Linked DNA regions of Homo sapiens: region 2 is linked to region 1. A link is a loop called in an ENCODE intact Hi-C map of the cell type or tissue named here. Cell type or tissue: MCF 10A. All regions are shown on one strand. Each heading gives the region's core, and the rest is flanking DNA. Links, peaks and the distances in the headings are about the cores only. Region 1 overlaps IFNAR2-IL10RB (IFNAR2-IL10RB readthrough). Region 2 has its middle 25 kb from the start of IFNAR2.

Region 1 (8,000 bases), core at 1-8,000:
AAGTTAAGAAACTTGCTCAAGGTTTGTGACTAGTGAGTGGGAGCAGCTGCCTTTCAAACCAGGCAGGCTGCTGGCCACATAGACTATGTTCTGACTTACTCCTCTTAACTTCCTCTCCTTTGGCTGCTTCTTTATATTTTTAAGATATTTATATATTTTTAGAGCTAGGGTCTCACTCTGTAACCGAGGCTGGAGTGCAGTGGCGCAATCACAGCTCACTGCAGCCTCCACCTCCTGGGCTCAAGCAATCCTCTCACCACATCCTCCTGAGTAGCTGAGACCACAGGCATGTGCCAGCATGCCTGGCTAATTTATTTTTATTTTCTCTAAGACAAGGTTTCCTTATATTGCCCAGGCTGGTCTCAAACTCCTGGGCTCAAATGATCCACCCGCCTCAGCCTCCCAAAGTGCTGAGATTACAGGCGTGAGCCACTGTGCCTAGTCCTTTTTAAATCTTTTTATAGGATAAATCCACTTTGTGTATATGTTCCACTGACATAATCCAAAACAAAAAGACGATCCATATAAAAATGTTTATTGTACTATTCATCATCACCAAAGAAAAGAAAAGGAAAAGAAATCCAAATGCCCTTTAGCTGAGAAATGGTTAAATGAAAAATGGTATGTTAATAATAATGAAATTCTACCTGATCATTATAAATTATGTGATGAAGTATAAAAACAAAACAAAACAAAACATTGCTGAGTGCAGTGGCTCACACCTGTAATCCCAGAACTTTGGGAGGCCAAGGCAGGTGGATCACTTGAAGTCAGGAGTTCAAGACCAGCCTGGCCAACATAGCAAAACCCCATCTCTACTAAAAATGCAAAAATTAGCCAGGTGTGGTAGCACACGCCTGTAGTCCCAGCTACTTGAGAGGCTGAGGCACGAGAATTGCTTGAGCCTAGGAGGCAGAGGTTACAGTCAGCTGAGATCACGCCACTGTACTCCAGCCTGGGTGACAGAGTGAGACTGTCTCAAAAAAAAAAAAAAAAAAAAAGGAAAGAAAACATAAAATGCACAGATGCACAGATACACTTACAACTGCACATGTATATATATGTAACTAACCTGCACACTGTGCACATGTACCCTAAAACTTAAAAGTATAATAAAAACAAAAACAAAACAAAAACCCTGCAAAATATACATTTATAGATATGGAAAAGAACTCAGAGTGAGAAAGCATTTTGGTGTTTATAGAAAATGAGATTTTCTTCTGTGAAAATATTTATATAAATACAAATTCTTAAGTTAAAATAAAAAACAAAGATAGAAAAAACAAAACAAAACAAAAAAACTACCTACCAAGACTTTGGGGAGGCTATTTCTTAAGCATATATAACCAATCCATTTCAGTGTCACTATGGTGCTTGTCAAGACCAATGCTATCAAAAACACAGTAATTATTCCTCCTATTTTGGCAGATTCTGCTGATTCTGTTGATGAAAAATTAAATGACTTTATTTCAAAAAATGCAATAAACAATTGCAGATGGAAATAAATGTACATTGGCCTGGTGTTACAAGATGATCAAGAAACCAAAGGTTTGAAAAAACAGTTTTATATTGAGAAATACCAGAGACTGGAGAATTATCTAAGTGTGCATTTTTTAAACAATAAAATAGACTTAGCTTTTAAAAGTAAAATTTCCTTCAGTTTATGTTCTATAACTGCACTGTACAGTGGAGTAGCCACTGGCTGCAGCTGGCTGAATTTAAATGATTAAAATTAAACAGAATTAAGAGCTCGGTCTCTCAGTCACATGAAACACATCTCAAACGTTCGGTAGCCACACTGGTTAGCATGCGCTGCGGGCAGGAAGAAGTGGGGAAGGAAAGTTTGCTTGAAAACAACCAACTGGGTCATTCTGAGGCTGGACTTTAGCCACGCTGGGGCCACAAGTCAGGGCTCTGCAGAACCTGCCTTGCTCTATTAACAGTTCCCCTTAGTTTCTCATCAAAATTCCTTTTGGAAAATTTCAGCTTTTTGACTGACCATAGTTATTTTCCTGAAGTGCGACCAGACTGAAAAATCAGTAGTTATATCACTAAGGCTCTCTTGCACTTCCAGAAAGGTCTTCATTAGTATTAATCCTCGAACTATAGCCTCAGGCAAAAATAGATAGAGGGGAGAAAAAAGGAAATCAAATGGATTATGTACTCTAAGTCTTCCAGAAGGTTAAGGAATGAATAGAAAGAAGTTCAGTAAAAACCCTTGATAGTTCAGTAAAAACACTGTTAGATAGCACAGGGTTCAAGAATCCACTCTCACCTCCATCAAGAGTGTGAAGGATTGGATTGTCATATCAATGACAGTTCCAGAATCAGATCTAGCCACAGAGGCACGCCTTTAGGATACAAAATTCTGACATGTATAGCGTTTACATTCTTGAAAGGGGTACTGTAAACCAAAGTGATTTCACTGGTGAAGGAATGGCATAATACAGAGATTGTGACTCATGTACCCATCCAACTTGCATATAACAGCTACAATGCACTCTATGTCCAAACCAAATTGTGTAAATTGTAGTTAATATGCTAGGATAATATTCCTCAATTTGGGGTATTCTCATGAGTCTGAGAATTCTTTAGGAGAACTTAGAATTTTTGTTTGTTTTCAGCTTGATGATAATCTAAAAAATAGAAATCTCACTTGGGGTCATGACAATTATACATGCATGCTATTTTTAAATATTCATATTTGAAAAGAGATGAATCCCATCAATGTTCTGACTCAGAAAGGAGAAGCTGTGATTGAATGTTACTGCTGTTAACTATCTTCTTCATGAAAGATGGACCAGATCAACCCATCTTGGGAAGGAGAGACCAGGTCGTGTCTTAAAAATTTGGCCTTGGACAAACCTGTCTGTCTCTGGATTCACTGTGGAGATATTTTAAGCAAAAAATAAGAAACCTCACAAGCAGAGGGCTGAACTGAGCAACGGGGTTGGTAATATCTGATCACAATGATCTTTAATGGAAAAGATAAAGAACTTTATGAAAAGACTGGCGATGACTAACATCAGTCTCTTATAGTTCCTCCCGTACTTACCTCTCTGGAACAAGTAAGACCGCCTCTCCCCTGGGTGACTGCAGTAATCAGCCCAGGGGTCACCTGGCTCCCACTTCAAGGCATGTGGATGGATGTTCCCTTTACATCCCACGTCAGATCACGGAGAGCAACCTGCTCACAACCCTCTGAGGGTCCCCATCTCTTGCAACGGCTTCTAAGTTCTATGTCATTCAGGCTCCTCCATCTTTTCTGACCAGAACTGTTACTATTCTTCCCTTGTTCAGTTCACTCCTGCCGTGCCGTGCCAGGCATATCCTGCCTCGGGCACTTGGCACTTGCTGAACCCCGCATATGGAACTCCTTCCCCTGATAGGTTTGCGTGACTCACTCCCTCACCTTGTGTTTGTTTCCCATTGCCACCGTAACAAATGATGCAAAGTTAGTGTCATAAAACAATATAAATATATTATATTAATAGTTCTGGAGATCAGAAATCCAAAATGGGTTTCACTGGGATAAAAAATATCAAGATGTTGGCAGGACTGAACTCCTTATGGAGGCTCTAGGGGAAAACCCATTTCTTTGCCTTTCCCAGCTTCTAGAGGCCACTTGCATTCCTTTGCTCATGGCCCCCTCCTTCATCCTCACTCTGCGACCTCTGCTGCTGCTGTGAGAGCTCCTTCTCTGCCTCTGAGTCTCCTGCTTCTCTTTTTGTTGAGACACAGTCTTGCTCTGTAGCTCAGGCTGGAGTACAGTGGTACCATCTTGGCTCACTGCAACCCCCACCTCCCGGGTTCAAGAGATTCTCCTGCCTCAGCCTCCCAAGTAGCTGGGACTCCAGACGCATGCCACCACGCCTGGCTAATTTTTGTATTTTTAGTAGAGATGGGGTTTTACCACGTTGGCTAGGCTGAACTCGAACTCCTGACCTCAGGTGATTCACCTGGCTCGGCCCCCCAAAGTGCTGGAATTACAGGCATGAGCCACTGCGCCTGGCCAAGATCTTCAATTTCATCACACCCACAAGCCCCTTTGGCATAGAGGTTAGCCTGTTCACATATCTGGGATTAGGATGTAGACATCTTTGGGGGCCATTATTCTGCTTACCACATCTCCCTTGGGTCTTTATTCAAATGCTACCTTCTCAGGAAGGCCATCTGTGGCCATCTGTGGTGGATGCTGTGGGTGGCCTGCCCATGTCCCCTTTTCCAGTCAGTGCACACCCACTACTGCTGCCGCACGTGTCTGCTGATATCTCTCAGAGCTGATCCTTCTCTAAGTGAAAGGTGAGGCCAGCTGGACTTCCTGGGTGGAGTGAGGACTTAGGGAACTTTCTTGTCTTACAAGAGGATTGTAAAACGCACCAATCAGGGACTTTCCTGTCTCACAAGAGGATTGTAAAATGCACAAGTCAGCATTCTGTAAAACGCACCAATCAGCACTCTAAAACGCACCAATCAGCGCTCTGTAAAATGCACCAATCAGCAGGATCCTAAAAGTAGCCAATCACGAGGAGGACTGAAAAAAGGGCACTCTGATAGGACAGAAACGAACACGGGAAGGGACAATAAGGGAATAAAAGCTGGCCACCTCCAGCCAGCAGTGGCAACCCGCTCAGGTCCCCTTCCAGGGTGTGAAAGCTTTGTCCTTTCGCTCTTCACAATAAACCATGCTACTGCTCACTCTTTGGGTCTGTGCCATCTTTAAGAGCTGTTAACGCTCACCAGGAAGGTCTGCGGCTCCATTCTTGAAGTCAGCGAGACCACGAACCCATTGGCAGGAACCAACTCCGGACACATAAGGAACTGCCCTTGCCCAAAAGGGGGCTGCCTCATCTGGAGGCCATGCCATAGATCACCACCAGTAACTGACTGGCTGCTGACTTGAGGATACAGTTCACGCTTCCGAGAACCCCTTGGGATCAGGCTCAGCTGAGAGCCACATGCCTGCTTAATTTCTCTCTCCCTGTACCTACCTGTTCCCTCTTTCCCCTTCTCCTAAGATGCCCCCACCAATAAATCACACTTGAATATGAATTCACATCCCAGGCTCTGCTTCTAGCAAATGCAAATCAAGACACTATCCTATTAAAAACAGCAACCTGCTCTCCTCAACCTGACATCCCCCTCACCTCCTTTCCCGCATAATTTTTTTCCATGGTACTTACTTAACATACTGTCTATTTTACATGTTGATCTTGTTATTCTGTCTCCTACTGCAATGTAAGCTCCACAAGGTGAGAAGTTTTTAATCTGTTTTGTTCACTGCTAAATCCTCAATATCCAGAAAAGAATCTGGCTCATAACAGGCCCCCAATAAACATTTGTCAAATGAATGAATAGAGCTTTTCCTTAGGGCCTTAATATTAATAAAAGAGACAAACCATTAGTTTTAAGGCTTGACAAGGGGAAGGTGTTTCTCCAGATGTCTGGGCTAAAATCCCCCCATATCAGTCTGCCCTAGGATTGGGTCACAGTGCTTACTGCTGAGCCTATGTTAATGCTGGTCTCAGGCTATCCTTCCAAGACCCCTCACCATCCAAACCTGTCTGGTTTCTGAGTTTGGCTGGTTGAGGGCACGTCAGATGGCAAGCAGATAGTGACAGAGGCCACGTTATCTGAACCTATTTGCTTCCTGAGTTTCAAACAAGAATTTGACATCAGGTACAGTATTTGGATAATTAAAGAGAGCGGTACTTGACCTATCTCGGGTAATAATCAAAGAATGAGGGCTGACTTGATGTGCAACATGACGCATTCACGCCAAGTAAAAATGGAATGACCTGAGAGGATGTTGTTACATGAACATCTTAGTAGGTGAAATGGAAAAGAGTCAGGGGAGAAAGTGAGTCATCACAGAATTCATCAACCTCCAAGGAGCTTGTGCCTTCTCATCAGCAACACATTCACCTTGGAACTGGGGACTGAGTTTCAATAAACCACCATCTGTCTGCCAGGTCACTAATTTCAGTTTTTATTGTCTATAAGAGTTTCGTTTGTATGTAAGATCAATGATATAATAAAATATACATATATATCCAGTCTTTGTCCCTAGTTCCTGGAGCAGAGCTTCAAAAACCTGTGGAATTTCCTGAACGTTAGGAGTGTCTTTTGTTAACAAGCCTCTTTTAGGGGCCACATATGAGTTTATGCTTGTGAGGTGATGGGGCAGGGTGTGGATAGCTTCAGGATGAGGGCTGGTCCCTAGAAAAACTAACCACATGATCAGACGGTTGGAACTTCCAGCTCCCCCATTTGACCTCTATCCAAGGAGGGGAGTGGGCTGGAGACTGAGTTCAATCCTGCAGCCAGTAATTTAATCAATCACACATACATAATGAAACCCAATACAAACTGTGAACACCAAGGGTTGGGGAGTCCCCAAATTCATGAACAGATGAATGTACAGAGAGGGTGGTACACCTGACTCCCCAGGGACAGAAGCTCCTGCACTTGGGACCCTTTCAGACCTTGTCCTGTGCACCTCTTCAATGGCTGTCCATCAATTCCTTTATAATAAAATGGTAATCATAAGCCATAACACTTTCCTGAGTTCTGTGAGTCATTTTAGCAAATTATCAAACCTAAAGGGAGGTCATGGGAACTCCTGAATTTGTAGCCAAGTCAGGTGGAAGTGCAGGGAACCTTGTCACCCATGACTTGTGGCTGGCATCTGAAGTGGGGGCAGGCAGTTTTGTGGGACTGAGCCTTTAACCTGTGGGGTCTGTGCTAACCTGGGGTAGTATCAGAAATGAATGGAATCATTGGACAACTAGTTAGTGTCAGATAGCTGGTGTTAGAACAAAGACATGCACATTTATTTTGGATTTATATTTTTGAAAGAGCTATAGTCAGAATCTATATGCAGTTTTAAGTTTGCCTGTATTTGCTGACATAAAAATAACTTACGCTAAAGGTGTTTGACATGTTTTTTCCTTTAGAACCAGCCTGTGCATCATCTGGTCTTGAGGAACACTAGAGAATCAAATCATATTGCCCTGTAGTGAAGCCAACACAGAGCACCGTTATGTGCCAGGCAACGTTCCGTGGCTCACTTCATTCACAAGTGACCATATCACTTTGTCAATGAAAAGAGCCAAAGTCAGTAACATACTTGAAGAGATTCAGTCTGAGTCAAATATGAGTGACCAATGGCCCATGACACAGCCCCAGGAGATCCCGAGAACCCTTGGTCAGGGTGCAGCTTGGTTTTATACATTTTAGGGAGACATAAGGCATCAATCAATGCATGTAAGATGTACACTGGTTCAATCTGGAAAGGTGGGACAATTCGAAGTGGGGGGGCTTCCAGGTCATAGGTAGATTCAAAGATTTTCTGATTAAAAACTTGGAATTAATAAAAGGAAGCATCTGGGTTAAGACAAAGGGTTGCGGAGGCCACGGTTCCTATTACGCAGATGAAGCCTCTGGTAGCAGGCTTCAGAGAGAACAGACTGTAAATGTTTCTTACTGGACTTAAAAAAGTGCCAGACTCTTAGTGAATTCTCTCTTGGATCAGGAAGAACACCTGGACTGGGAAGGGGGTTCTTTATAGAAAGCAGATTTTCCCTGCAAGAGACAGCTTTGCAGGGCCATTTCAAAATATGTCAAAGAAATGTATTTTGGGGTAAAACACTTTGGTTTCTTTTAGGGCCTGCTATCCATCATGCTGGTATTAGTGCTACAAAGCATCTTTTTGTCAGTCTTAAGGTTTCTGTTTTAATATTAGTGCTGGCCAGCTGTGCCTGAATTCCAAAGGTAGGAAGGTCCCGTGAGGCACGTCTGGACCACTCACTCCCATCATGGCCTGAACTAGTGTTTCAGGTTTACTTTACTTTACTCGGCCCTTGGCTGAGAGGAGGGATCCATTCAGTTGGTTGGGGGGCTTAGAATTTTATTTTGGTTTACAACTAAAGTAATTTCTTTATAGATCCTACCTTATTTTTATTCTGGTAAATCAGAACATTAAAGATACTTCCATTGGT
Region 2 (17,351 bases), core at 4,999-12,998, 54 kb after region 1:
ATGAGAGATCCCACCTGTACCAGACTGTGTGACAGCTGTGGCATTTGCGAGGAATCCAGATGATGTAGGAAATTCAACATGATCTGATTCACAAGTTAACAAGCTTTCTCTCTCTTTTGCTGTGTCTAGGAAAGATCTGGAGAAAGTAAGACTGGAAACTTGAGTGCAGCGAGGATACTCTTGTAGCAGTTCAGATGTAATAGAGCCCTGGACTAGGAGGCAGTGGGAGTGGATGAGAAATGTTGAGGAAGAGGAGTACATAAAATTTGGTGCTAGATTGGCTGTGTGAAGTTTGGGTCATATAAGGAACTGAGGCAAACTCCCAGGATCCTGGATTAAGGCATCTGTTAGACGGTGGAACCATTTTCTAAGATGGTATGTGTGATGGTTAATTTCATGTGTTAATTTTGCTGGGCCACAGTACCCAGTTGTTTGGTCAGGCACCAGCCTAGATGTTGCTGTGAAGGTATTTTAAAGATGTGAAAACACGTACCATGAATAAAGCAGATTATCCTCCATAATAGGGCCTGGCCTCATCAGATCAGCCTCAGGAGAAAAGACTGAAGTCCCTGAGCAAGAGGGAATTCTGTTTCTAGCTGCCTTCAGACTCAAGCTGCAACATCAACCTTCCCCTGGGTCTCCAGCCTGCTGGCCTGGCCTGCAAGTTTCAGACTTGCCAGCCCCCACAATCTTATGAGTCAACTCCTTAAAACCAATCAGTTTTCCTCTCCTTCTCCCTCTCTCCCCTTCTCTCTCCCTCTACACACATACCTCATTGGTTCTGTTTCTCTGGAGAACCCTAATATAGTATACAACAAGAAGCAGCATGCTGAGGGTGAAAGAAATGATTCATTCAACTGAAGGCACAGAGAGGTGGAATTGCTAAGGGCATTGCAGAGGTTTCCTGGAGGCGGCTGCTTCCATATGTCCAGAATGAAGACGATTTAGACTGCGAGAATGGATCTGGAGACCAGCAGTGTCTGGCAACAGTTGGTCCTGTGAGTGCAGATGAACTATTCCAGAGAGATTGGAGAAAGGAAACAGGATGTGAGGGCAGAGCTACAGGCAACAGCGAGCAGACGAGACAGAAAAGGAGCAGAGAGATTATAGAAAAGCCACCAGAGCGCCATCACAGCTGCGAAGACAAAGGGTTCTGGGAGGAAGTGGCTGACAGAGTCCAAGGTCACTGAGATATCAGGAGGGATTAAGTGCTGAACAAGTCACTGGTGACTTGGTTGAGTGCAGGTTTTGCACAATGGGGAGGAGACGAGACAAGAATGTAGAGGACTTGTTATTGACAAGTTTGCTAGGAAGGCAAGGAAGGGAGATATGTTGCAGCTGGAGGCAGATGTGGGGGAGGAGAGGGGTCCTGCTTCATTCTTTCTTTTTTTTTCTCCCCTAAATGGGAAAGTCTTGAGTGTGTTTATTTTTCTATTTTTATAATTAAAAGAATTTTTTTTTTGAATAGACACCGGGTCTCACTATGTTGCCCAGGCTGGATTCTAATTCCTGGGCTGAAGTGATCATCCTGCCTCCGCCTCCCACAGTGCGCCACTGAGTGTTTTTAAATGCTGCTGCAAAGGAACTAGTGGTGCCTGGGCGGGGGTGGAGGAAACAGGAGTAAGAGGCCGACTGAGGTCTCAGGGGTGACAGTGCCACCTGATTATCCTTAGTATTTTCTGACTAGGCTTCTCCAAGAACAAATAATAATTTCGATTTACATTTTGGAAGTTTTCCAGGGAGAGAGGTTTGACCTGAGGAGACAAATCCCTTGGCGCTTCTTTGGTGCTATCTGAAAACCAGGCTGCTTCGCCGGCCCTGGAGGGAACACATTTTGTAATTCCATAATATGTTCTTTCATTTCTCAAATCTTTTTAATCTTTTTTGTTTTCCTAATCTTTTTTTTTTTTTTTTTTTAGACAGAATCTTGCTCTGTTGCCCACGCTGGAGTGCAGTGGTGCAACCACAGGTCACTGCAGCCTCAAACTCTCAGGCTCAAGTGGTCCTCCCACTCAGCCTCCCCAGTAGCTGGGACTGCAGGTGCACCCCACCATGCCCAGCTAATTTTTCTGTATTTTTTGTAGAGACACGGTTTTGCCATGTTGCTCAGGCTGGTCTCAAACTCCTGGGCTCAAGTGATCCACCCCCGTTGGCCTCCCAGAGTGCTGGGATTACAGGTATGAGCCATCGAGGCCGAACTTCTTCATTGTTAGACATCAGGTGCACAGAATAGGAAAAATCATAAGCATTCATTCATGACATTCTCTTCTCATTGGTCCATATTTCTCCTGCTTTAATTTAGTTAGTTATTCATTAGTTATTTTAAATAGTATAATGGCATCTATGAACCCACAGACCCCTCCTCCTGCTTCCCCCAAATCTGGGCAATGAATTCAGAATCCAGTTCCTCTCCTTCCTTTCTTTTTTATATTGCTTTATATTTTCTATATGTGTTCCTTAAATGTACTTTTAAAATTTTAGTTGTTTTAAATTTACAGTCTTTTGGGTCTATATTTTCTATATATCAAATTGCCAAGCCTCATCCTTTTGTTGAAGGCAGCTATCATCCACTCTACCTGACTGCTGTGTAATATTTCACTGTGTGAATAGATCATTGTAGGACACAGAATTTGAAGATGGCTGCCAAGATTCTGGGCCCTGGGGAACATACAGTGTTCAAACTTGAATCTAGGTGCTACTGTGATGGGTTTTGCAGACATAATTAATGCCCTTCATAATTTGCAGACATAATTAATGCCCTTCCTTGATTAGATCAAGGAAGGGAGCTTGATCTAATCACATGAACACTTTAAACCTGGGTCTAGAGTCAGAGGCAGGCAAGTCAGACATCCAAAGTAGCAGTGAAAATCTCCTGCCAGCCTTGCAGAAGATAACTTTCATGTCGTGGAAAACACCATGGGGCCAGCAACCTCTAGAAGCTGAGAATGGCTCCAGCTGACAGCTAGCAAGATGGTGGAGACTCACTCCTTCACCCTCTAGGAACTCAATTCTGCCAACAACCAGTGAGCTGGGAAGAGGGCCCTCACCTTCAGATGAGATTGCAGCCCTGCCAACACCTTAATTTCAGCCTGGTGGGCCCCTGAGTAGAGAACCCAGCCATGACATGTCCAGACATCTGACCTATAGAACTGAGATAATAAATGGGTGCTGTTTCAAGCCGCTACGTTTGTCATTTGTTACGTAGCAATAGAAAATGAATACAACCATAGTTTATTCTTCTCCCTTTTCTTGATGAGCAGTTGAGTTGTTTCCAGTTTTTGGTTATTGAGAACTGTGGTGCTATGAACATTCTTGTATGTGTGCAAGCATTTTAGGTATAATTCTTAGAGTGAAATTGTTATATCATAAGATATGTGAATTTTTTTTCTTTTCCTTTTTTTTTTTTTTTTGAGACGGAGTCTCGCTCTGTCTCCCAGGCTGGAGCGCAGTGGCATGATCTCGGCTCACCGCAAGCTCCCCCTCCCAGGTTCATGCCATTCTCCTGCTTCAGCCTCCCGAGTAGCTGGGACTACAGGCACCCGCCACCTTGCCTGGCTAATTTTTTGTATTTTCAGTAGAGACGGGGTTTCACCGTGTTAGCCAGGATGGTCTCGATTTCCTGACCTCATGATTCCCCGCCTCGGCCTCTCAAAGTGCTGGGATTACAGGCGTGAGCCACCGCACCTGGCCTAAAAATGTATCATTTAAGTTTTCGAGGCATAACTTTCTGTATTCATTGGGTGAAGTTCAAATCTTTTACATTCCTGCTGAGTTTTTTTGTTTACTTGACCCATTATTTACAATGATATGCTAAAATCTCCCATTGTGAAGGTGGATTTATCAATTTATCTGTATATTTCTATCAATTTTTGCTTTATATATACTAGGGGAATTAAACTTTTTATCATTTTGGGGGCCCTCCTCATCCTTCATATTTTCTGATCTATTTTATATACTATGACTGACCATACGTCCTGATTTGCCTGAGACAGTCCTAGTTTACTCTGTCTTTTCCTGATATAATTCTTAAATAATACCTTTTACTCTCAAAGGTATTCTGATTTAGACAATTATATATAGTAAATCTAATTTTATATAATTTAACATTATGATACAAATATTCCTGATCTATACTTTTAAGTCCAGGCAAGTGTAAGTCTCTTTTTTCTTGTTCATTGGTCTTAGAATTTTTTTTTTTTTTTAAATCAGAGTCTCGCTCTGTCACACAGGTTGGAGTGGAGTGGCTTGATCTCGGCTCACTGCAACCTCCATCTCCTGGGTTTCAGTGATTCTCATGCCTCAGCCTCCTGAGTAGCTGGGACTACAGGTGCACACCACCACATCCAGCTAATTTTTGTATTTTTAGTAGAGATGAGGTTTTGCCATGTTGGCCAGGGTGGTCTCAAACTCCTGGCCTCAAGCGATTCTCCTGCCTTGGCCTCCATAAGTGCTGGGATTATAGGCATGAGCCACCACACCCAGCCTGGTCTTAGAATTTTAAAAATTTGTTGTTTACTACAACCAACTTTTGTAAGGTATTTGATTATTTTTATTTGTTTCTCCAGCAACTCTTTGATTTGTTTCTCTACTTATTCAAGTTTTGAGGTCTTATATGACTGAGAATATTTGTTTCATGCCCTGATACTTAATTAAAGGGCAGTTTGGCTGGATGTATATTTCTAGGTTCTAAGGTCATATCCTTCAGTACTTTGCTGATACTGCTCCATTGTTTTCCTGGATCCACTGATGCTGTGGGGAAATCTGGTGTCATTCTCGATGTTGGTCCTTTGTATGATTTACTCTGCAGAATTTTCTTTGTCTTTCATAGTCTCATATTTTACCATAGGGTGTGATATATTTTTCTCTTTCTTCTCTTTGTCATTCTGTAGGCCCTTTCATTCTGAGGTATTTCTTTTTTTCTTTTTGAATTCTAGGAAATCTAGCTTCATTATTCTTTCAAATACTTCCTTCTTTTCATTTTATTCCTCTGACTCTCTGAGCCTTATCATATGGATGTTAGCATTTGTATGTAAATACTCCATTTTTTTGGCTTTTCTCTAATATTTTCTATTTTTTGTCCCTCATTTGAAGAACTTCCTCAGTTTGAACTTCCAACTCACTAATTTGTCCTTGAGTTTTATTCATTCTACTGTTTAGTCACATTTGTGAGTTCTTTCCTTCAACTACTATATTTTTTATTTCTTATGCGTGGTTCCTTTTTAATGTTGTCTTAGTATTGTTTCATTTCTCTTTATTTCCTATTAAGCTTATTAGGCTAATTTTAACTTCTTGGACTTTTCCAACATTTCCTCTTCTGATGGAATCTATAATTCAATTTTTTTTAAATGGTTTACTTCTCAACTATCTTGCTATCTTGACCTCATTCTCCATGGCAGTGGCGAGGTCAGTTGGCTTCTCTGTTAGGCAATATCTATGGAGAGATGGGGTGGGGACAGATCAGTCCCAGACAACTGCGCCACCCTCAGTTACTCCACACCCAGCAAAACAATGTTTCAGGTCAGTGCTCCATCTTTGGTCCCCAGGGAGGAGTGGTTTAGAAAGGGGCACTTTTTGGTTCTCAGTTCCCCTGGCCTGAGGGTTTGGAAGGGGTGGTGTTAGAGAAGGAAGCAACTGCCTAGGGTTTTTCTTCCCACCTGTTTTTTCCAGCTCCTCACAGGCACAGGACTTGTGAGATGCCTGAATTTTACTCCTGGGACATCTGGACACAGGTCTAAGTCATCATCAGGGTAGGGGCAGGCACTGTTTGTCCCTAGCATTGGTGAGGGAAGGGGCAAGGGCAGACACCCATAGTTCCTTTTCTGTTTTACCCTTTCCACAGCCACCCACTGATCCTGCTCCTGGCCAAAGTCCCCTGGCCCTTTCCCAGCTGTTTCCCTCCTGACACATCCCATGGATTTTCTCAAAATTTTGTCAGTTCTCTCTTTATAGTTCCTCCAAGGTTTATCTTAGGGGAATTGGCACTAGATATTTACTGAATGTCCGTTTGCAAGACACTGTGCTGGGAGCCGCAGCACCCATAGTCAATGAGGCTGGCTCATTCCTTGTCCACAGGGCTGCTTACAGAGCAGTGAAGATGGACATTAAATACTTTTGCAACTAGGTAATTCATGACATTTGTGGTCAGTTCTAGAAAAGAGACAGTCTAAGCACTTTGAGAATGCACAGGGATTTATCCAGGGGCCTGGGGAGGCTTCCTGGAAGAAGCAGTGTTGAACCGATGGGGAAGAGTGTTGGAAGAGCGATGGAAGAGTGTTAGGCATCGGCCATGGGAGGGAAGGGCAGGTGGGGAGGAACCTCTCAGGCAGAGGGAAGGGCATTCATTAAGGTGGGGTGGTGGAAGGGGAACAGAGCCATTGAGGAACTGGCAGGAGGTCAACGTGGCCAAAGTAAGGGGAAGTGACGCTGGAAAGGAAGGCTCCGGGAGACGCTGCAGGGCTGTCCTCAGAGGCAGGGCTAAGGATTTGGGCTGTAGTCTGAGAGGAATGGGAAGCCACTGGGGAGTTTAAGCCAGAGTGATAGGATCAGAGCAGCTGTTTTGAAGATGACGTGTTGCAGTGAGGATGGGGGCTCTGAAACAGGCAGGAATGAAAGCAGGGAGACCCGGGAGGGGCTACTGCAGGAGTTCAGGTGGAGATGACAGTGGCCAAGATTAGCGTGCTGGCAGTGGAGGGGAAGAAAAGTGGATGGGTGTTGCAGAATTTAGGAGCTGGATTGGTAGGATTTGGTGATTAGGTTGGGTGTGGAGGGAGAGGCAAGTACAGTCTGCCCTCGATATCCGTTGGTTCCACATCTGAGGATCAACCAACTGCTGATCAAAAAAATTTGGAAAGAAAGCCCCGATAAAACAATACAAGAATAAAAATAATACAAATTAAAAATATAGCATAACAACTATTTACATAGTATCTACATTGTATTAGGTATTATAAGTAATCTAGGGCTGATTTAAAGTATACTAGGCTGGGCGCAGTGGCTCATGCCTGTAATTCCAGCACTTTGAGAGGCCGAGGCGGGCGGATCACGAGGTCAGGAGATTGAGACCATTCTGGCCAACATGGTGAAACCCTGTCTCTACTAAAAACACAAAAATTAGCTGGGTGTGGTGATGCACGCCTGTAATCCCAGCTACTTGGGAGGCTGAGACAGGAGAATCACTTGAACCCGGGAGGTGGAGACTGCAGTGAGCCGAGATTGTGCCACTGCACTCCAGCCTGGCAACAGAGCAAGACTCCATCTCAAAAAAAAAAAAAAAGTATACTGGAGGTGTGCATAAGTTATATGCAAATACTATGCCATTTTGTATTGGGTTGGTGCAAAAGTCATTGCGGTTTTTGCCATAAAGACGAAAAAGGCAAAAACTGCAATATTTTTGCACCAACCTAATACAAGGGGCTTGGGCATCTGTGGATTTTGGTATCCCTGGGGGCCTGGAAACAATCCCCCATGAATACGGAGGATTGGCTTTATATAGATGACTCCCTTTGCTTAAATACCTGGCTTCATGGTGATGGTGAGCATAGAGGAAGGACATCTTGGAGAAGAAGCAGATTTACAGAGAAGATGATGAGTTGGCTTTGGACACGTTGACTCTGATGTGCCTGTTAGATGTCTAAGGGGAATACCAGTGCTCAGACGAGAGGTCTGGCTGGGCAGGCCTTGGCTGGCAAATGGTAACCGAATCTGTGGGAGTGGATGCCATTGCAGTGTTTCTCTATGGAGTGTGGGTATTGGCATGCGAGGATGGACAGTTCTTTGGTGATACTGCCTTCTGTTTGGTCCCTCTGCCGCCATCCACTGAACACTAGTAACACAGCATCCACGCTGCTGTTGTGACAACCAAAGCCACCTTCACACATTTCCCAATGCCACTTCCCCTTAAGAACTTGTAGTCTAGAGAGAGAATCTAGAATGAAACATGAAAAAGGCCTATATTGAGATGTTGTAGAGCAGGGGTGTCCAATCTTTTGGCTTCCCTGGGCCACACTGGAAGAAGAAATGTCTTGGGCCACACATAAAATACACTAACAATAACGATAGCTGATGAGCTAAACACACACACACACACACACACACACACACACACACACACACACACACATCTCATAATGTTTTAAGAAAGCTTACGAATTTGTGTTAGGCTGCATTCAAAGCTGTCCTGGGCTGTGGGTTGGACAAGCTTGATGTAGAGGAAGAGGAAGTGGCAAAAAAAAAAAAAAAAAAAAGAAAGAAAGAAAAAGAAAAGCTGAGAAGTGGCCAGAGAGGGGAGAAAGACCAGGTGTTACACAAAGCCCAGAAAAGAGGGTGTTTCTAGAAGAGACGAGGAAGGCCAATTGTCTTGAACCTGTTGAGAAGTCAAGTGGGTACCTAGCAATGATGAGGTCAGTGGTGTGTGGGGAGGAGTGTGAGCTAGCGTGGGCTGGGGTGAGATATGAGTGGTGACCTGGCAGGGGTGGGTCTTTTGTTCACTCCTGTGTGTGCAGGTCCATGCATTCATACGTGATCACTGCACATCCTGGATTTTCTAGGACAGTACCATTTAAAAAAATGTAATTCTGGCTGGGTGCGCTGGCTCATGCCTGTAATCCCAGCACTCAGGGAGGCTGAGGTGGGTGGATCGCTTGAGCCAAGGAGTTCAAGATCAGCCTGGGCAACCTGGTGAGACCCTGTCTCTACAAAAAAATACAAAAATTAGCCAGGCGTTGTGGCACACAACTGTAGTCCCATCTATTTGGGAAGCTGAGGTGGGAGGATCACCTGAGCCCGGGAGGTCATGGCTGCAGTAAGCCATGATCACACCACTGTGCTCCAGCCTGGGTGACAGAGTGAGACAAAAACACTTAATTTTTTTTCTAACAAAGGCAATTCATTAAAAAGTCACTTAAATAGAATTAACTTTATTTTGTTGTAGTTTTCATAGAAATCATATAAAACAGAAAAAAATAATCAAATTAAGACCCCCTTGTCTTAAGTCTTAGTTGAGGAAAAAACCTTTTTTTTTTTTTTTTTTTTTTTTTTTTTTTTTTTAAAGAAACAAACCCAACTGAGGCCAAATATTCTAGTGATGCAGGCATTGCTCAGACGTGGTCTAAGAAGCGTGCAGCAGCTTCAAGGGGAATTCTGGAAGGGAATTCCCACATTTTGAGCAGTGGCCACATTCCTGGGATAGGCGTAGAAGAGGAAAGCAATCTTGGCCCAGGTGCTTCTGCAGTGCCTCTCAGGAGGTTGAATTATCCACTAAGGCTGAATAGGGGCCCTGGTCTTAGCGCCAGAAATGTGTCTGCCCGGAACAGGAGATATGATCATCTGGGTTGAAAATTAACTAGGGAAGGACATGGTCCAGATGATTAAATTCCTCAGCAACCACCGAGTCATCATCTAGCAGATTCAGTCATGGGCTGTGGACTTCAAGTGTGTATTTTTCAGCCTGTAATGTCTCAAGTTGCTCCACTCTGTACTTCTGTGTATGAATCACCAGATATGATGGATTTTGCCCTGTGTTTATAGCTTCACCTATTAATAGCAGGGTTGACAGTTGAAGAAAGTTGAAGCCCAACACACAGACACACACACACACACACACACACCCACACCCACATCAGCACTTATCCTTGTGCCACATGCTCTACTTTATCCTATCCTATCCTATCCCATGCCTTTCTTTTTCTTTTTTAAAAAATGTTGTCTGAGACTCACTAATTTGATGTGTCATGACTCAGCTGTACTTTGGAAAACATTGATTTTAGAAGGCGGCAAAAGAAACCTGCAGGCCATTGTGAAATGAAGGGGTGATTAGAAACAAAAACCAGTGAGGTTACTTCTTAGGTCAAACGGAGCTGTGCCGACACTGTGAAAGGGTCTCTCCTCGGGCTGCCCTTGTCCCAGCTGGTGACGAGGCTCTGCTTCTCCCATTCTTGGCCAGGGCAGCCCAATAGTAAGGTGGCCTACTGCTATGGCTATGTCTCAGGACAGGGCACCCCTAGTGTGAGGCTTACCCCACTTAGAGGTCAAGGGCAGACCACAGGTCAAAGCTCCATTTCACAGACGTTTAAGGGTTTCCTTTGCCTCCCTCCAAGTCAGTGTTTTCTGAACCCCTGCTCAGGCCTATTAGTGGGTCCTGAAATCAATTCAGTGAGTCCTACTAAGAAGAAATGGCATGAAATGGAACAGAATAGAAAATAGCAGGGCACATAGTACATAGGAGGGAAGTAGTGACCTGTTTTGTGTGTGTGTGTGTGTGTGTGTGTGTATGTGTGTGGTGTGCATATGGTGTTATTGTCGGGGGGCTGTGGGGTATGTGGTATGTGTGTGTGCTGTGTGGGTGGTGGATGTGGTATTTGTGTGTTATGTGTGTATGTGATGTTTGCATGGTGTGTATGTGTGTGTATGATGTGTGTGCCATGGTGTGTGTGATGTGGGTGAATTGGATTGTGATCAGAAGTGGCTTGACCCCGAGGCTAGAACTTCGGCACCCCCCACCCCAACACAGCCCCGAGTCTGTTGGGGTTGGTGATGCGATCTCACACCCCAGTGTGGGTTAGGTGACCCTCCAATAAAGCCCACAGTACCCTGCATTTCCACCATCGTGACATTGCGACCCGGTACTGCGGGTTTGCTTGTCCCTCTGTGTGTGTTTATTGGGTCCCTCTGGTGCCTCCACACGGTGGCATCTAACATTACTGAACTCGCTCCATGCTGGGCACCGCTGTTCGTGCCTTCCAGCCACGAATTCAGTGACTCATTCTCTCACACCAACCCTAAGAGTCAGCTACTATTATCACCTTCCCTATATTGTGGACAAGAAAATAGAGGCCCAGAGAGGTTAAATAACTTGCCCAAAGTCACACAGTAAGTGGCGAATCCAGGATTCTAACCCCAACGTCTGGTTCCAGAGCCCCTTTTGTGACCACAATGCAGAAGGCATTCAATGAGAATTGGTTAAGATTGTTAAGAGAATGGACATTTTGAAACTTAAAATTACAATTAAAATATGATTTTTAAAAAGGGTAGATCTTATTAAAGAGAGGGTTCAGGGGAGCTGCTAGAAAGGATTGGAAATGACAGGTGGCATAGGGGCTGGAGGGAGCTGGAGTTCCCTACAGATAGATGCCCACCATGGCACTGAGTGGGTTAGAGGCAGCGTGGGGTGTGGGATTGAGGGGTTAGGAGAGGGCTGCAGTGAGGGTGGGCACTGGGTGGCAAAGGAGAGAGGGAGAGAGACAGAGAGAGCACAAACTTCTGCCCCCTGAGGGAGGGCATCGGGAAAGGGGTGTGGGGAACAGAAATGCCAAAGCACTATTGTGAGGTCATTTGCTGTGGAGTATGTGCCGTAATTACTGAGCCACACCCCACCCTGCCTCTCTACCATACTTTCCAAGGAGCCCACAGTGCTTCTTTTGTGTGAGTGGATTCCTCTGGCAGACTTGAAGAAGTCCTGAGGTTACAATAGTGTAAATGGGGAGATCCAAAGACAGGATGCAGGGTCCATGAGTTGACATCTTGGGTCGTATATTAAAGGGGCTGAGCCAATGGCACTTCCATCTCCAAAGGGAAAGGCCCCTGCTGACTTCTGCAGTCTCGAATCAATGGCTGAGAGATTCAGTGTTAATTCAGAACTACCTGCTGTTTCATTAGACCTGCCCCTATCCCCCAACCCAGAGGGGTGTGGAAAGCTTTGCATTGGCCAGGAGTTGTGGCTCACGCCTGTAATCCCAGCACTTAGGGAGGCTGAGGCGGGAGGATGGCTTGAGCCCAAGAGTTTGAGGCCAGCCTGGGCAACATAGGGAGACCCCTGGGGGTCTCTACAAAAAAATTTAAAAATTAGCCTGGCATGGTGGTGTGCACCTGTAGTCCCAGCTACTCGGGAGGCTGAGGTGGAAGGATCATTTGAGCCCGGGAGGTTGAGGCTGCAGTGAGCCATGATCGTGCCACTATACTCCAGCCTGGGTGACAGAGCGAGACCCTATTCAAAAAAGAAAAGAAAATAATAAAAAAAAAAGGAAAAGAAAAGAAAGGAGCAAGCCTCCTCGCCTTTTGAACCCAGGCACTGGCTTTCAATCTCTTTGAGAAATTAAATTACACCTCTAACATCCTGGTACACTCAGCAAGTCACAGTAATCTTATGGTAAAGTGAGTGCACATAGAATCCTACTTTAAGCAAAGGGCTGTTCTTTCTGGGTCCCATCTACTATAATGGCAGTGGTCATGGTCTATTTTGCATGAAATCTCTTATACATGATTTTGTAAAGAAGGTTATAACAATATTTTTCTAATGATGTTTGTTTGCAATAAAGTGATTGTAGAGCAAGATAATCACTTTATTGCAAACAAGCATCATTGATAATTATTTAGATACATTCATGCATCCTTAAGACAACCCTTCAGATATGGGTAGATTACATTTTGAGACAGCAGGGTGAGGTCTGTAGTGGGTCTATAAGCCAGTTAGCATGATAAGGGTAACCGCCATCATCCCAGCTCCAAGGCTGTAAGTAAGGGATGTATGGGACAAGAATCTGTTTGCCTGGGGAGGCTGAGGATGCGCCACTGTAGTCAGAATGCTATTGTCTAACCGTGGGGTTGATGAAGCACATCTGGTCCAGTGAGTTGTTCTCTGTGCAAATCCAGGCTAGCCAATCAGCAGAACTGCCAGGCCTTGGGTGTGTAAAGTTGGGACAGGAGAGGGGGGAATCAGAGGGAGGAGAGTCTATAAGACTGGTTTCAAAGATGTCTGGAATGGCTCCACTATCTTGTCCTTAACATTTGCCATTCTCCATTTGGTGGCCTCTGCAGATGGCTGCCAGCCACCCTGCATGTGTCTATCTTCAAGACTTCCTTCTATATCTAGATATGTGAACTTGCAGGATCTGCTGAAGGCAGGGACTCAGGTCTGAATTTCTTCCCATCTGAGCACACCATGGATGTGTGCCAATGTGGTGGTAGGACAAAGACTTTAAACCATTGACTTATTATGGGAGTCAACACAATGGGCAATCTAACCTATAGAAAACAACAGAAAAACATTTTGAAATGTATACATGTTTGAAAGGCTACTATATATAGAAGTCTTATCCCTCAGTGCCTCTGGGGGATAGGATTCATATATATATATATATTGAAGCCCAAATATCTATATGTTGAAGTCCTATCCCCCAGTACCTCTCAGAATGTGGCTGCATTTGGAGAAAGGGCCTTTAGGAAGGTAATTAAGGTAAAACGAGGTCATGGGGAGAGGGGGCTTTAATCTGATATAACTGATGTCCTAATAGGAAGAGGAGATTAGGACACAGACACAGAGGGGTGACCATGTGAAGACTCAGAAATCCGCCATCTATGAGCCAAGAAGAGAGATCTCAGAAGGAACCAATTCTGCTGACACCTTGATTTCAGACTTCCAGTCTCCAGAACTGTGAGAAAATACATTTCTGTTGTTGACGTCACCCCTCTATGGCAGCTCTAGTGGAATAATACTAATAACAGTTGCTGTCTTAGCAGGGCCTATAGCTCCTTTCATGTTAGGAAACGGCTCCCTCTGCTGGGTCTTTGTGTTAAAAGCCAAATGATGCCCTGAAAACAATGACTCATGTTTGGACGGTGCAGAACAAAGTGCTTAGATTCTTCTTTTACAGAATCTATATAGAATAAAGAATGTAGAATCTTTGTAGAGTTCTTTGTAGAATCGATCGCCTGTAATCAGGGTTGATATTGACAATATTTAGCAACTGTTGCGGCTCTCTACTGTGTCTGCCATTAACCCTGTGGATGCTGGACTGTGAGGCTGGGCTGGGGATGGTCCTGGGGTGGGACTCAGTGGACAGGGTAGTGTGGGGAGGATTGAGATGGGGACATTCAGGGAAGTGACTGTGTACCAACCAGTGCAGAAGGATCAACCAGGCTGGAAGATACAGTCTCAAGGCTGAAGATCCGTGTGTCATCATAAAAAAATAGTTTCCTAATATCTGTTCTATAAAACTATCTTTTTATAAAACATCTTCAACTTAGTCTATTGCTCCTGGAAAGAGCCCACAAACAAATATGCTCTTATAAGCAAAAAATCTCTTCCTGGTATGGTTCACGGCTCTCCAAGACATATTCCTTGTCAGTCGGATTCATGCTATTATCCTCACTCTCCTCCTGGCAGTCAGGTTGTGTTGCTGAAACTATAAACACCGCAAGTCTGGAGATAAGATTTGGTGAATTGCAGTTAGAATGTTGAATTTTCTATCACTTTCCGCCTTGTGTTATTGCTACAAAACCAAACCTATCTATCACGCAGCAAGCGCTAACCACAGCAGCCTCTGTGTTTCTACCCTAGTTTTTGATTCTCTATTGTCCTAGTCTCTTGCAGACTAGAAATTGTAAGAGGAGGCATGGTTAATTGAGGGTGGGGTAGAAAGAAGGAAAAGAGGAGGCTAGCAGGGTAGAAACATAGATGATATTGACACATTGAGAAGAGATTGCTAATCTACCATCGTCATTGCTGGGACTCGAGAAGGGCCTTACTGGGATCCAGCCAGGATTAGCTCAGCCACTGCTGCTGTGGTTAGGGTTTGCTACACGATACTCTTTTGAACACATGCCATGGGGACAGTTCTGCACTTCTGCTCCCGTCTGTGGTGTGACAAGGCCGGCTCTGTTCCCTTTTTCCTTCTCAGTCTTAGCTTTTGAGACGCCATGAAACTGACAGTACTGGTTCTGATTATGTGCAAAAACTGGATTCCAACTGCCAAGCATTTCTTTCTCAACTTCTGATTAGCTGCAACTTAGTAGTCATTCAACCTTGAATAAAACAATTTCACCTGAATATAAAAACACGTTTAAAATTAAGAAATTGCTTGCTTACACAATATATTATTCTTTCTTTTTCTGGCATCTTCCTTGCGGTTTAGATGTCATATCGTAACTTCTCCTTCCCCAAAGGGTCAATCCAACTCTAGTGTCTTGTTCCATGTGGGTCTTTTGTTCCTTCCACCCATAATCTAAAGGTCCCAAGGCACTTCCCCTATCCTCCCTCAGCCAAGCTTCATCCTTGGGCTCTGCCCTAGAGTAACTCAGCTGACATCTTAAATATGTCTGATCATGCTAGTTTGTATAATTCCTGTTTTCTGCATGCAGACTATGTGTTTTTCCTAACACACCAGCAAATATTTAGTAACTTTAAATTTATGTGCCAGTATTTTGCAAAGTGCAGTGGGGGGGTACAAAGAATTGAAAACCTGATCTCATCAACTGGAGTTGACTACACATATGTAGGTACGGGAAAGAGTAAGATATAGAGGGTACCACCTGTAGCTGGAGTACCTCCAGCACCGGGCGATGCTTCCCACTTCTCTCCTCTGTAATGCACAGGAAACATTATATTTCCAAATATGATGCATTCCCATGGGTAGCAGTTGCTCTGCCTCTTTCCCAACCAAGAAAGCCTATGGAATTTAGGGATTGTTGGGATGTGATCAAAGGGACAACCTTAAATATCCACTGTTTCTAAGAAGGATCCTTGTTTAGACACTTAGGAACAAATTAACTTATCCCCCTTATCCTGCCCAGCATCCATCAGTGGGTTAGGGAGGTATGGCAGAGGATGGCTGGCAAAGATAGGGCCATTTTCTGCATACAGATCACACTGCAGAGAAATAAACTGAGTTCCCTAGCGGCCTTTGCCTCTGCACTGCTGATTGCAGTTGGTGCCACACTGTGCCAAGTGATAAGCTCTTGAAAAGGAGCAGTTGCGTCGTGTCCTCAGAGGAGGACTGTGTGGAATGTTTGTGTCTGCATATTCAAGCTTGTTGCCAGATCTGCTGTTTCTGGGCCTCTCTCATTCTCAACTTCCTTGTGTTGAAAAATGAAGATATGAATTCCTCTCTCACAAGGGCTGTTGTGGAAATTCAATAAAAGTAATTTTGTGAGAGCTTTTAGCACGGTGCTGGCATTCAAGTGGTTGGTTGCTCAATAAATATTTGCTGGGTGAAAAAAATCTGATATTTACTTCAGAGTTCACTATGTCATTTTTCTTAATGAAAGTATATCCAAGTAGATATCTTGCTAAAATAAGAACAGCTGGAAACTATCTTAAGTGGAATTGCCTGAAGAAGAGGTGTGTCCATTTTCATTGTTTTGTAGAGTTTAGTTCATCCAGCATATCCCTCGCTTCCTTTCCTTCTTTATAGGGTTCCACAAGGAGCTTTGCTGTGGGCGAACTGTTAGCTGGAGCTGTGATAATTAGGCCAAGGTCATGCATCTGTCCCTTGTGGGCCAGTTAGCTCAGCTTGGCTCCATGTCCATACGCATTGATCTTAACCCAGCGGCAGACTCACAAGTGTGTGACCGCATCCCAGAGGACTGCGGGGGAAGGGTTTCTGTGGATCAGGGCAAATCGCTCCTGCCGGAGAAGCACCTTCACGGTCAGCTCTCTTATGGTTATTATGACCTGAAGGTGGCGCTGTTTCTCAAGGAAAACTGGCGTAGGGTCGCCGACAGTCTATTTTAAAGTGAGTGTGAAATGATAGAATGTCAGAGTTGGAGAGAATCTGCGAGGTAATCTTTGGATCGATTTCCTCACTTTCCAGCCAAGGAAACAGATCCAGAGGGATAAAACTCTTGTCAGAAGTCACACCACAGATTCCTGACAGAGGCATGGCTAGACACGGGCCTCCCAGGTCATAAACTTTTACAATTTTCACTGCACTAAGGGTTTCCTGATCCTAAATGGTATCAAGCAATTAATAATGCTTAAAAGAAAACTGAATGAATCATTGATAACTAACCTGGTGATATTGTCAATGAATTAAGTTACTGAATTTCAAATGTCTGTTATTTCTAATCACAGGTCAGATTCAAGTTGTTTTGGCTTTTACTACAAAAAGCATCTTTACATATATCTGCAATTTAATGGATAATTTATTTTCCCTTTCCATACATCTGAAAGAAGAAACATAATTGGTATGAACAGCACTTAATTCCAGACTGACTTCTTTTGAACTGTAGGTAAGCATTATTTGTTTGAATGATTACAATTGAGACAAAATGTGGGTTTTTAACAGCTGCTCACAGATTGCAGGCTGATAATGACAGTAACTCTATGGCAGCTATTTGTAACCCCTACCCTAGTTCATAGAAAGAGAAGCATATTAGACAGTGGGCATGGCAAGTACCTCTCCGCAGGTGTGTACGGAATCAGAATTCAACTTTTAGAAGATTTCTGCTCTGAAAACAAATTATTTTTTAAAGTAAGCTTTTACTTATTTTGGGGGGTATGGTGAGTACTTGGGAACGTGAGAGAGTGTTTCCTACTTTTCTCATGGTGAGAGTTGACAAGATGTGAGGTTTGGAGCCTG

Evidence for each region. Peaks named below come from ENCODE experiments on the same cell type or tissue, not always from the same donor. Only the 100,000 strongest peaks of a DNase experiment are listed, where the experiment ranks them.
Region 2: it touches region 1 in a loop (9-fold over the local background); 36 of 110 quality-filtered maps call a loop at or near these places.

The regions. Positions count from the first base shown.
Region 1 is chr21:33,254,037-33,262,036 of GRCh38, reverse strand. All of the region lies in intron 7 of IFNAR2-IL10RB (IFNAR2-IL10RB readthrough), which reads right to left. IFNAR2 (interferon alpha and beta receptor subunit 2) reads right to left here. Exons shown (of 9, transcript NM_001289125.3): 8 at 1,310-1,440. Among named protein-coding and RNA genes, the nearest start is that of IL10RB-DT, 8.2 kb to the left of the region's middle. In MCF 10A, for the core only: no CTCF peak of the experiment used is centred there; DNase peaks (open chromatin) are centred at 296 and 3,366.
Region 2 is chr21:33,196,153-33,213,503 of GRCh38, reverse strand. No RefSeq gene overlaps it. Among named protein-coding and RNA genes, the nearest start is that of IFNAR2, 25 kb to the left of the region's middle. RefSeq lists a silencer at 7,806-7,865. In MCF 10A, for the core only: no CTCF peak of the experiment used is centred there; a DNase peak (open chromatin) is centred at 9,473.